Linked DNA regions of Homo sapiens: region 2 is linked to region 1. The links are chromatin loops, found by intact Hi-C in ENCODE. Cell type or tissue: mammary epithelial cell. All regions are shown on one strand. Links, peaks and the distances in the headings refer to the core of each region. The heading gives the core; the rest is flanking DNA.

What was found. Peaks named below come from ENCODE experiments on the same cell type or tissue, not always from the same donor. Only the 100,000 strongest peaks of a DNase experiment are listed, where the experiment ranks them.
Region 2: a loop joins it to region 1, with 2.2 times the contacts of the local background. A loop is called at or near these places in 5 of 110 quality-filtered maps.

The regions. Positions count from the first base shown.
Region 1 is chr9:114,221,432-114,226,802 of GRCh38, forward strand. It overlaps COL27A1 (collagen type XXVII alpha 1 chain), which reads left to right. Exons shown (of 61, transcript NM_032888.4): 14 at 792-836. Among named protein-coding and RNA genes, the nearest start is that of MIR455, 15 kb to the left of the region's middle. RefSeq lists an enhancer at 2,669-3,221. In mammary epithelial cell, for the core only: no CTCF peak of the experiment used is centred there; DNase peaks (open chromatin) are centred at 2,640 and 3,070.
Region 2 is chr9:114,276,848-114,282,218 of GRCh38, forward strand. The region is part of intron 37 of COL27A1 (collagen type XXVII alpha 1 chain); the gene reads left to right. Among named protein-coding and RNA genes, the nearest start is that of ORM1, 44 kb to the right of the region's middle. RefSeq lists enhancers at 1-950, 4,442-5,254. In mammary epithelial cell, for the core only: a CTCF peak has its summit at 2,157; DNase peaks (open chromatin) are centred at 724 and 2,154; H3K27ac peaks cover 2,998 bases.

The sequences.
Region 1 (5,371 bases), core at 287-5,286:
CAGAAAAGACCTGATGTCCATTTCTTCCTCTCATTTGAAGTGAAGGCTGTTGCTTACTTCTCATTGCTAATTACAATGTCTAGAGCCCTGGAGTTTTATTCTCACTTTTCCATTTTGAACTTGACTCAAACCCTTCCACCTGTCATTTCTCATGTGGGCCATGGAAGATCCATGTTTAAGACGAGAAAACTGAGGTATAGGGGGATAAATCACACACACAGCCTCGTCTCCTGACTCCCAGGCTAGAACTCTTTCCAGTCTCTGGGGGCCCCTGGAAGAAGGAAATGTGAGGGTGTGGGGTGCTGGGGAGGATTCTCCAAGGGCCACAGCACCTCCCGGCTGAGAAAGGGAAGGAGGCTGGCTTAGAGGCTCTCAGCTTGGAGCCCTCATGGCTTTGTCATTTCCTTGCACCTGGCCTTGGGTGAATCACTTAACCTCTGGAGCTTCAGTTTTCCTGTCTGTAAAATGAGCGTGAAATGTCAAGCACCATGCACGTCTGTATGACCTTGATCGCGATTCCGCTCCTTCCTTTATGCTTCCAATGGGAAGATACTGGATTTGGAAGTCCGACCTCCCCATTTGACAGATGTGGAAAGCTGATGGCAGAGAGGGGATGGCTGTGGTCCAAACTCCAGGCCAGGCTCAGGAAAGTCGCTGGAGCCTGTGGTCAGGAATAAGGAGTGTTCAGCTCTGAAAGACCCCACCAGGTGCCTGTGTGGAGGATGACATGGAGGGAGGGGCCCTGGAGGGAGATGGGACAAGTAACCACCTTGGTCTCTCTCTATCTGCAGGGAGAACTGGGCCTGCCAGGCCCCCCTGGAGTCCCCGGCCTCATTGTAAGTACATTGATGCCTGGGGCAGCAGGTGGGTGTTGAGGAGACTCAGGGTGGAGCCAGCGTGTGGGGAGCCAGGAGCAGGCCCTGCAGGGGAGGTTGAAAAGACCCTTCTCTCATCAAACCCCCAGAGGGGCTGGGGGGCCAGGAGAGACCAACCTGGGTGAGGAAGGTGGGTAGGGGAAGGTGGGTAGGGGAGGGCGGGCGGCTGAGGGAGGAGAGCCCTGCTGTGTGGCCTCAGGTGGATCACCTTCTCTGAGCCTGTTTCCTTATTAGTTAAATGAGATGAGCACTTGGAACACAAGATTGCCAAAGCCCTTTCACACCTGCTGCGTGCATGGCCGTTGCTCTGCAAGGAGGTGTGGGCAAGTGGTGATGGCATACTTATTTCACAAGCGAGGTGTTCCAGGTCCAGAGGGAGAAGGTAGCTGGCAGGGTGGTCTTTTGCACTCTTTTCCTCCAAGCAGACTTTGGAGCCAGACCACCTAGGTTCAAGTCACAGACCCACCACATCCTGGCTGTGTGACCTGGGCCAAGCCACTTACCTTCTCTGGGCCTAGTTTCCTCATCTGTGAAATAGAGGTGATAGCAGAATCATCCTGGAGTGGCCATGAGGATTAAAGGAGGCATCATATGTGTAGTCCTTGGCACAGGATCTGGCACCCAGTAAGTGCTAGTGGAAAATATTGTTATAATAATTCTTGTTATTACCTCCTGAAATGCCCAGGACTGAGAGAGGCCTATACACGAGGAGGTGGGAGGCGATCTGACCTGACTCCATCCAGGTGGTGTAGGCCTCGAGGAGTGGTTCTAGCCAAAGCCAGGGCCCCTGCTGCGCTTTCAGTGGAATGAGTGTTAACCTTGGGCCCAGCCGCAGGGGCCAGTGAGAGGTCAGAGCCTGGGAAATGACACTCCAAGTGTCCCCATAATCTGATGCCCCCTCCGCCCTGTCCATTGGGTCATTCCTCATGGGGTTTGAGTTTGGGGGCCCGTGGAGGGACACAAGTAAACTATCTGCTAGCTTGACAAATGAGCTTCCAGCTTTACCACTCCAGCAACTGTACTGAGAAATTCTGCTCAGAGGGAGGCTGGAGGAGGTCCCTGAGGGAGGCAGGGAACCCCATCGCTCAGGGAAGGCCAGTCCTGGGAAGAAGGCCCAGATGTCCCCGTGGCCATCTGTGCCTGCTCAGGTGAGTGGGAGCAGAACCTGGGTGGGGTGGGCAGGAGGTGAGAGCTCTCTGTGTCTGAATCCTGACTTTGCTACCTCCTGACTGAACTTCACCTTGGCCTCACTTCCCTGAGCCTCAGGGATCCCCTCTGTGAAATGGGATCATTGTATCCACTCTTATTAGAACCACAGAAACACACAGTCCATTCCAGTCCAGTGGCTAAGAGAACAGTTTCTGGAACCAGACCACCTAGGTTCAAATCCTAGCTCTACCACTCATGTAATCACAATCCTGAGCAAAATTTTTAACCACCCTATGCCTCGGTTTCTTCATCTGTAAAATGGGAACAATAGTGGTACCTAACTTGGAGGATTGTTGTGAGTGAGGATGTAGATAAATTAATATGTGAAGTGCCTAGTATGTAGTAAGCACTCAAGAAGTACTAGTTATGATAATAATAGCTATTGTTGGTGTTATTATATTACACACACGTGATATTTTACACCTGGTAGCAGCTATCCGGGTTACTGAATTGACAAAAATTTCACAGTCACATTGGAACTTGGTGGGAGAGAGTGCTGCAATTGATAAGTGATGTCTGCCTTGGCTGGGGTTGAGGAAGTGTCAACACATGAGTCATAAATTTGTCATCCCTGATGTCCATTCAGTAGGACTTTGCTGAGCACCTTCTTTGGCACAAGGCATTGACCTAAATGCTTTGGAAAAAGAAATATCTGCCATGGGAATTCGAGAACTCTCTAGAAGTCTTCTAATCTGACCCTCTCTAAGCCCAACAGGAATCCCTTCTGGAGCATCTTGGTCATATGGTGATTAAACTCCAAATTGAACACCTCCAGTGCAAAAAGTCCCTCCCTCTGTGGGAGCCTAGTCCATTCTACAGAGCTCTCTTTGTTTGGAGTTTTCCTGTGGATGGAGCCCGAGTCGTCCTCACTGTCCCTGAGTGAGGCTGTTTGAGGTGTAAAATGGTCTTTGTCTGTGCTTCCCAGGGCTCCTTCTTCAGGCTAAACAATTCCCATCCCAAAGCCTTTCTGAAGGGATGTTTACATATCCTGTCTGTCATCCTTGGCACATGTTCCTATTTGTCATCATCCCAGCGTTCACTAGGTTGGGTCCTGAGAGGAGCAAGAATATTGCTTAGTGGAATAAACACAGATTGTGGGGTTTTGGACTATAGCATCATAGCCCTCCTGGTTCTTTTTTTTTTTTTTTTTTTTTTGAGACAGGGTCTCACTGTGTCTTCCAGGCTGGAGTTCAGTGGTGCAGTCTTGGCTCACTGCAGCCTCTGCCTCTTGGGCTCAAGTGATCCTCCCACCTCAGCCTCCCAAGTAGCTGGGACAACAGGTGTGTACCATGATGCCCAGCTAATTTTAGTATTTTCTTTTTGTAGAGACAGGATTTCGCCACATTGCCCAGGCTGGTCTCCAACTCCTGGGCTCAAGCGATCTGCCCACCTCGACCTCCCAAAGTGCTGGTACCTCCTGGTTCTTTAAAAGGTCATTCTTACCTGTGCTCTCCGCTGCACTCCACTGTTAAGGTTGCCAGATAAAATATGACACCTAGTTAAATTTGAATGTCAGATGCAATATTTAGAACACATTTATACTAAAATGTCACTCATTGTTTATCTGATATTCAAATTTAACTGGGCATCCTGTCTTTTTAATTGTCCAGTCTGGCAACGCTATTTGCAGTGTCTCTTAGGAGAAACCCTTTCGGCAAATGGGAAAACTGAGGCCCTTGGTCAAGGTCACATACCTGGCAGGTGAGGATGGGGGCCATGAATCTCAAGTCCTAGTCCAGGGCACTCCTCTTTTTGCTTCTGAGCAGCCTGCACTGGGGGCAGAGCCCTGGGACTTTCTGCATTTCATGGTACCCCCTTTTCCCAGAGCTGATTTGTTCTGCCTTGTGGTTCCTTCATGCTGTGTCTTTTTTTGGCCACTTTCAGCCTCCTTCCTCAGTTTTTAGATTCTTTTCACTGCCAAGATGAAGTGTCCTCTCTCCTGTAACTGGGGGATCACAGGGCTGGGCCTGAGCCCATCAAATCACCTCTGCTCCCTGAGCAAATGCCTCCTTCCACCCTGGATTTTTGGGAACAGCAGCTTCTGTGCCTGGGGAAAAAAACTGTCTCCCCAAAGAGCTGGAAAGGAAAGGAATTTTCTAACCAGAAGTTAAAGAGGAAGAGGGATTGTGAGTCACCTACGGTTTTCCAGAGGATGTGGGTTTTTAGCTGAGCAAATGGGAATTCCATGTATTGATAATCATTTTAGTGGAAATTCAAATTTATTCAATGCCTCTGTCTAGTCAGTTGAAGCAATTTGCATGCAGACTGAAGCCAAACCTTCCTTCCGTCCCCCGGGTCCCTGCAGCCGGGAGGAAGGGCGTGAGAGGACAAACTAACATTTATTGAGCGTCTGTCTGCTATGTGTGCAACACATGCACTGGGCTGGGGAGGCCTTGCGAAGCCGAGGTCACCAGTTAGAGAGTGGAAGTGTCGGGCTTGTCACCTGGGTCCATATGCCTCAATTCCAGTGAGCCACCGGTGGCTCCCTGCAGCCTCAGAGGTGAGAGGGCCTCCACACAGCCCTCTTTGAGTAACTGAAACCCTTTGGCAGGCCCTCAAGAAAACTGTGCCTGATTCCAGAATCTGCTCAACAAAGACGATTTCTGTCCTTTTTATTCAGAGTGACACAGAGGAAATTTTGGCTCCTCCACAATTTAATGAGACCCAAAGAACATGTGATCTGGCCACAAACCCAGCATGTGAGGGGCAATGGATTTGTCCACCTTATTCTGCCACTAAATGATCACCTGCCTTTGTTTCCTTGTCTGTAAAGCAAAGTTAGATACCCCACCACCTGGCATGCACCAAACCCTCTTGTGCCCAACGCTGTGCCAAGTTTTTAGTTGTCACAACAGCCCTCTGAGGGTAGGAAGTGGGGCCACCAATTTACACTTAAGGAAACTGAGCCTCAGAGAGGGTGAAGCACCTGCCCAAGGTCACACAGCCAATCAGCTGGACCTGGCCTGTCACAGCTCACACTCTCCACTGTTGTACTATATCCCCAGCTCCTCAAGACTTCTGTGCTGAACAGAGATAGCGTGTATGTGACAGCATGGACTGGGCAGTGCCAGGGCTGTTCTGGTGTGACAGATGGTGCTTAGTAAGACCACACAGCAGCCAGAACTGACCACAGCTCCAGGTCCCTGTCCCGAACCCGCCTGGCATTGTTGGCCTTCAAAGGCAGTCCTCAGAGGGATTATAAGTGAGCGTGTTTAGCTTTCTTTTTCACCATCATTAAGCCACTTTTACCAAGCACCTCCTCAGAGCTGTGCCCTGTGCTAGGCACT
Region 2 (5,371 bases), core at 122-5,121, 55 kb after region 1:
AATTCTCCTGTTTCAACATGTACAGACAAGTTGCCCAATGCTTTCTCGAAGGTTCCCTCTTTGATACCGATAGCAACCCCTGAGGATTGGGAAAATCGGAGAGGTAAAGGAAACTTCCCAGGCTCACACAGTGAGAAATGACAAAGCTGGAATTTGAACTTAGGCCTGCATGACTCTACGCATACTGCCCCTGTGCTCTGGCAGAGTTGGAATCCAGGGCTTGGCTGTGGGGCTGTGAGGATGAGCTGGAGGCAGGTGGAAGCTTGATTTTTGAGTGTCGCAAATACTGGACTGATGACTCGGAACTTGACTTGGTAGTGGGGGGCAGTGGTAGTCTTGTACAGTTGAGCAGGGTTTGTGTGACCCAGGAGTGCTGGGTCGGTTCAGTTGAACTCCTTGGGACCCGTGGATTAGGTGGCCTCGTAGACAAAATGCCCAAATGCACAGGCCTGCTGGCATCTACCTTGAGCCAACCAGGTGGTGAGAACTCATGCCTCTGCTGCCATCCCAGTCTCCCTGGGGTGTCATTTTCACTCTTCATCCCTCAAGCGGAGAGACTGACGTTGTTACCTAGGCAAAGCAGCCCAGTTTGATTCAGGCCTGCTCTTGACACTGTTTTTCCCCCCTGAAGTGTTTACATGACTAACCTAGGACAGATCCAAGTTAGCCTGCAACAAACTATGGTTGTGGGAAAATATTTGTTTCCTAAAAATAGCACTGAAGTGCCAATCCCCCTAAACAGCTGCAACAGAATGAACTCACCAAACTAGAGAAGAATACGAGGGCGCTGAGTCAGCCAGGAGGCTTCCCCCAGGCTTGACTCAGTGGCGGGCTTGACTCAGCGGCGGGGAAGTAGGCCAAGGGGAATTTAGCAGGAGGGTCCCGGGCCAGGATTCTGCATTAGGAACTTGGTCTGCGACCTTTCACCCGCCCCCTGCCCTCTCTGGTTTTGCCCTTGGAGGGTTTGGAAGGAATGTGTGCTAAGATTACTTTGAGCTCCAGCGTTCTAGGGACCCTTTTTTAGTGAGTGTTGAGTATCATGGCTGTGGAATGGGCAGGAACACATGGCAGAAATAGCCTTGGAACCAGAGTCCTGAGGTTGAACTTGAGTTTCTGGCTCTAGTAACCCATTCTCTGTGTGACTTTGGGCAAATCACTGCCCCTCTCTGAGCCTTGGTTTTCTTATCTATAAAGAATAAATAAAACTTAGGGTAGGAAAGCACTTTATAAAATGCACCAGAAATATAGAAGATTGTCTTTATAAATTTAGAGGAGAAAGTGACTAGAGGCTGGTGGTGGCTGGTGGTGATGGTGAGTGGATGGTGTGGGTGGGGGCAGCAGCAATGGTAGTGGTGGTAATGACGATAATAATGATGGTGATGGTGGTAGTACTGATGATGGTGTTGGTGGTGGTGATGATGATGAAGATGATGGGGGTGTTGATGGTGGTAGTGGTGGTAGTGGTGACTGTGATGAGGTGGTGATGGTGGTGCTGGTGCTGGTGGCGATGGTGATAGTGGAGTGGAGGTGAGGGTGATGATGGTGCTGGTGGCGATGGTGGTGGTGATAGTGATAGTGGTAATGATAATGATGATGATGGGGCACTGATGATGGTGGTGGTGATGGTGGTGGTGATAATGGTGGTGGTGGTACTAATGATAGTGGTAGTGGTGGTGATGATGGGTGGTAGTGATGGTAGTAGTGATGGCAGGGGAGTGATGATGGTGGTCATGGCAGTGGTGGGGGTGGGAGTGGTGATGATGATGATATGGTGGTATGGCGTAGGTAGTGGTGATGATGATGGTGATGATGATGATAGTAGTGGTGTGGTGGTGGTAGCTGTGTTAATGTCAATATTTTGCCATCACTCCCATTTCTCATATGCCGGGATTGGAAGGAGAGTCACTTGGGCCAGACGAAGTGTGTGCCAAGTGATAAGGCAGTGAGGGGCCTTACTTGAGTCTCTTTGGCATCAGGATAAATACCTCCCACTCTGTGGCCTGGAAACAGTTGAGTATTTAAAAACAGAATTTTATGAGCCATCGGGGCCTTTCCAGAAATGCATCTATATGGATGGGGCCCAGCAGAAATATTCATTCCGGACCCACAGCCTCACCCACTGTATGTATGCTCTCGGCTGGAGAGGGCACGTCCCAGCAAGTGGCACCCTGTCCCAGGGGAGACGCAGCCTCCCGTCTCCCTGCCCCTGTACCGGATGCTTCAGCACTGACTCATCTCGCCTTCTGCAAGGGATCAGTCAGCCATTGCCGCCACCTCAGTGCACTGGAAAATGCCACCAATCACTGTGACATGGCTTCCCCATTGCCTGACCAAGACCAGCCTGGAAGGAGAGGTGCCCCAGAAGTGGAGGAGCTGCTTGTCACTTCTGACCTGGCTGGGAGGCCCACAGAGGGCTTCCTCTCACTGAGCCTCAGTTCCTTTAGCTCCAAAACGGGATAAATAATCCCTTCCTCCAAACACTGGCGAGAATTGAACAAACATTTATGTGGAATGAGAACACAGCACATGGCCCGTGGTGAGGGTTGTAGGGATTGTTGGTGTTTTATTACCGGAGGAGCTGGAGACTTTGAGATTGCCTAGTGCAGTCCGATAGAAATGAAATACAAGCCATATACAAGCCACTCCTTTTAAATTTTCTAGTAGCCACCTTTAAAAACAGCAAAAAGAAACAGGTAACTTCAATTTTAAGGGCCAGTGCAGTGACTCATGCTGGTAGTCCCAGCACTTTAGGCAGCCAAGGTGGGAGGATTGTTTGAGCCTAAAAGTGCAAGACCAGCCTGGGCAACATAGTGAGAACTTGTTTCTATAACAATTAAATTAAATTAAATTAAAAAGTTAGCTGGGCGTGGTGGTGCATGCCTGTAGTCTTGGCTACTCGGGAGGCTGAGGTGGGAGGATCACTTGAGTCCCAGAGGTTGAGGCTTCAGTGAGCTGAGATTGAGCCACTGTGTTCCAGCCTGGGCAACAGAGAGAGACCTTGTCTCAAATTTAAAAAGGAATTAATTTTAATAATATAGTTTATTTAGCCCAATATATCCAAATATTATCATTTCAAAATATAATCAATATAAAAATCATTAATAAGATATTTAGCACTCTTTTTGTAGTAAGTCTTTGAAATCCAGTGTATAGTATATTTTCATAGCATACTCAATTCAGATGTGAATTTTCATTGGAAATACCTGATCCGTGTTTAGATTTTCATTGTATATAAAATTTCATTGGAAATACTTGATCTGTATTTAGATTTCATAAAATTTACAGTTGACAATGTAGGTTCATATACCCAAGTTACTCCAAACAAGTTTTGTAGCAACCTAATTGGGTGTGTCAACTTTTAATTTTTTTTTTTTTTTCTTTTGAGACACAGTCTCACTCTGTCGCCCAGGCTGGAGTGCGGTGGTGCTCACTGCAATCTCCACCTCCCAGGTTCAAGAAATTCTCATGCCTCGGCACTCCCAGGTAGCTGGATTACAGGCGTGCACTACCATACCTGGCTAATTTTTGTATTTTTAGTAGAGACAGCATTTTGCCATGTTGGCCAGGCTGGTCTTGAGCTCCTGGCCTCAAGTGATCCACCCACCTCAGCCTCCCAAAGTGCTGGGATTACAGGCATGAGCCACCGTGTCCAGCCTTAAATTTAATTTTAAATTAATTAAAGTTAAATAATATTAAGAATTCAGTTCCTCAGTCATAGTAGCCAGATTTCAAGTGTTCGGTAGCTGTATGTGGCTGGAGGCCACGGGGCTAGTCCCATACTAGAGGTGGGGAAACTAAGGTTCAGAGAAAGAGCAGGATTTGTCCAGGGGTACATGTAGACTCAGGCACTGGGTTGCAGGCAGTCTGTGCTGAGGTCCTTCCCGGGCCACTGTTCCTGCCTTTCTGAGGACCGCAGGGTGGTCTGACTGGTGCATCTCTTTGGGATAGCGTCATCTTTTCTGGCATCATAGTTGATGCCGCATTAGTCTTTAGAGCAGACATTTCTCCCTTGTGCTGAATCAAAGCCAGCCGCCCCATAATTTTCATGCGCTGGCCACCCTAGAGAACATGGCTGGCCCTGCCTCCAGAACAGCTGCAGAAATCTGCAGACAGGAACCAAGTCCTCTGGGTTGGTCCAGATGTTTCCTTGTTCCTCTAGGACCTCCTCTTCCTGTCCCTCTTCTATCACAATTAGTCAGTGCCTCTTCTTAAAGTACAATACCTATTCCCAAATGGGACATCACCTCCTTCATTCTACATCTGGTGCCTCTGTTAATGCAACCAGAGGGATTACATCAAAGCAGCTCCTTAGTGCTTACCAAGAGCATAGACATTCTTTCTAGATCCTTTGAGGCTTGCAGTCAAGAAGTCCTTTCCAGGCCAGAAACGCTGCCTGCCCCACTCCCTCCATCCTGACCTAGTATGGCCCAGGATTGATTCTCTCTCTTCTCTTTCTCTCTGTGTCTGTCTCTTACTGTCACATTCACACTTGCACACACTCACTCACCCTTGCTGTGCAGTTTCTCTGACAACTGTGGACACAAAGCTGGATTTGCCCTCCCAGGGCAGGGCAGGGCAGATCAGGCCGGAGGATCTCTTTGGGAAGCCCTGTGGGGCAGGGGCAGAGTGGCCTGTCAGAGGGAATGGCCTGGGGACTCCAAGGAAAGTGGGAGAAGGCAGCTGACCTTTCCAGCACAATTCCCTACTGTGAGGAGGCTCCTCCAGCCCAGTCCCTGAGAGAGGAGGGGCCCGTTCAAGGGACATGCCCACAGGAATTGCTCGCAAGTGACGCACAACATCTCAGAGATAGGGAAGAACCTATAAATCCTCTCCTGCCACCTCATGTCATCAGTGGGGACCATGAGCCAGGGGTGGTAAGAGCCCTGGGCATGGAGCCAGAACAGCTGGGATTGATTCAGGGCCTGCAAGGCGCAGCTGGGACCCTGGGCAAAAGTCACTGTATCTTTGGGAACTTGGCTGCCTCAACTGGAAGCGGGTCTCATTGGGGCCTAATGTTCAAGGTCGTTGGGAGGGTGGAACAGCACTTGGCGCTGGAGAGAGCTCAGTGCAGAGAGTTGCTCCCTGTAGGACACCCCTGGATGCCTAACAGTAACCATGACAACAGCAAAGCCAGCAATTGCAGAAGCCGCACCCGCCATCCACCCCTGCACCCAGGCCTCACTGTCAGCACGTTCTTACATCGCCAGGTCGAATCCCTAAGTTCTGTGACACTGTCCCCACTTCACAGCAGAGGATGCTGAGCCTGGGAAATTAGGTCAGGCTCAAGGTCATGTGGGTACTGGGTGGCAGAATCAGTTTCGAACCTGGCCATCTGCCTCCAGAGCCGACAGTCTGACCGCCTTGCGGATCC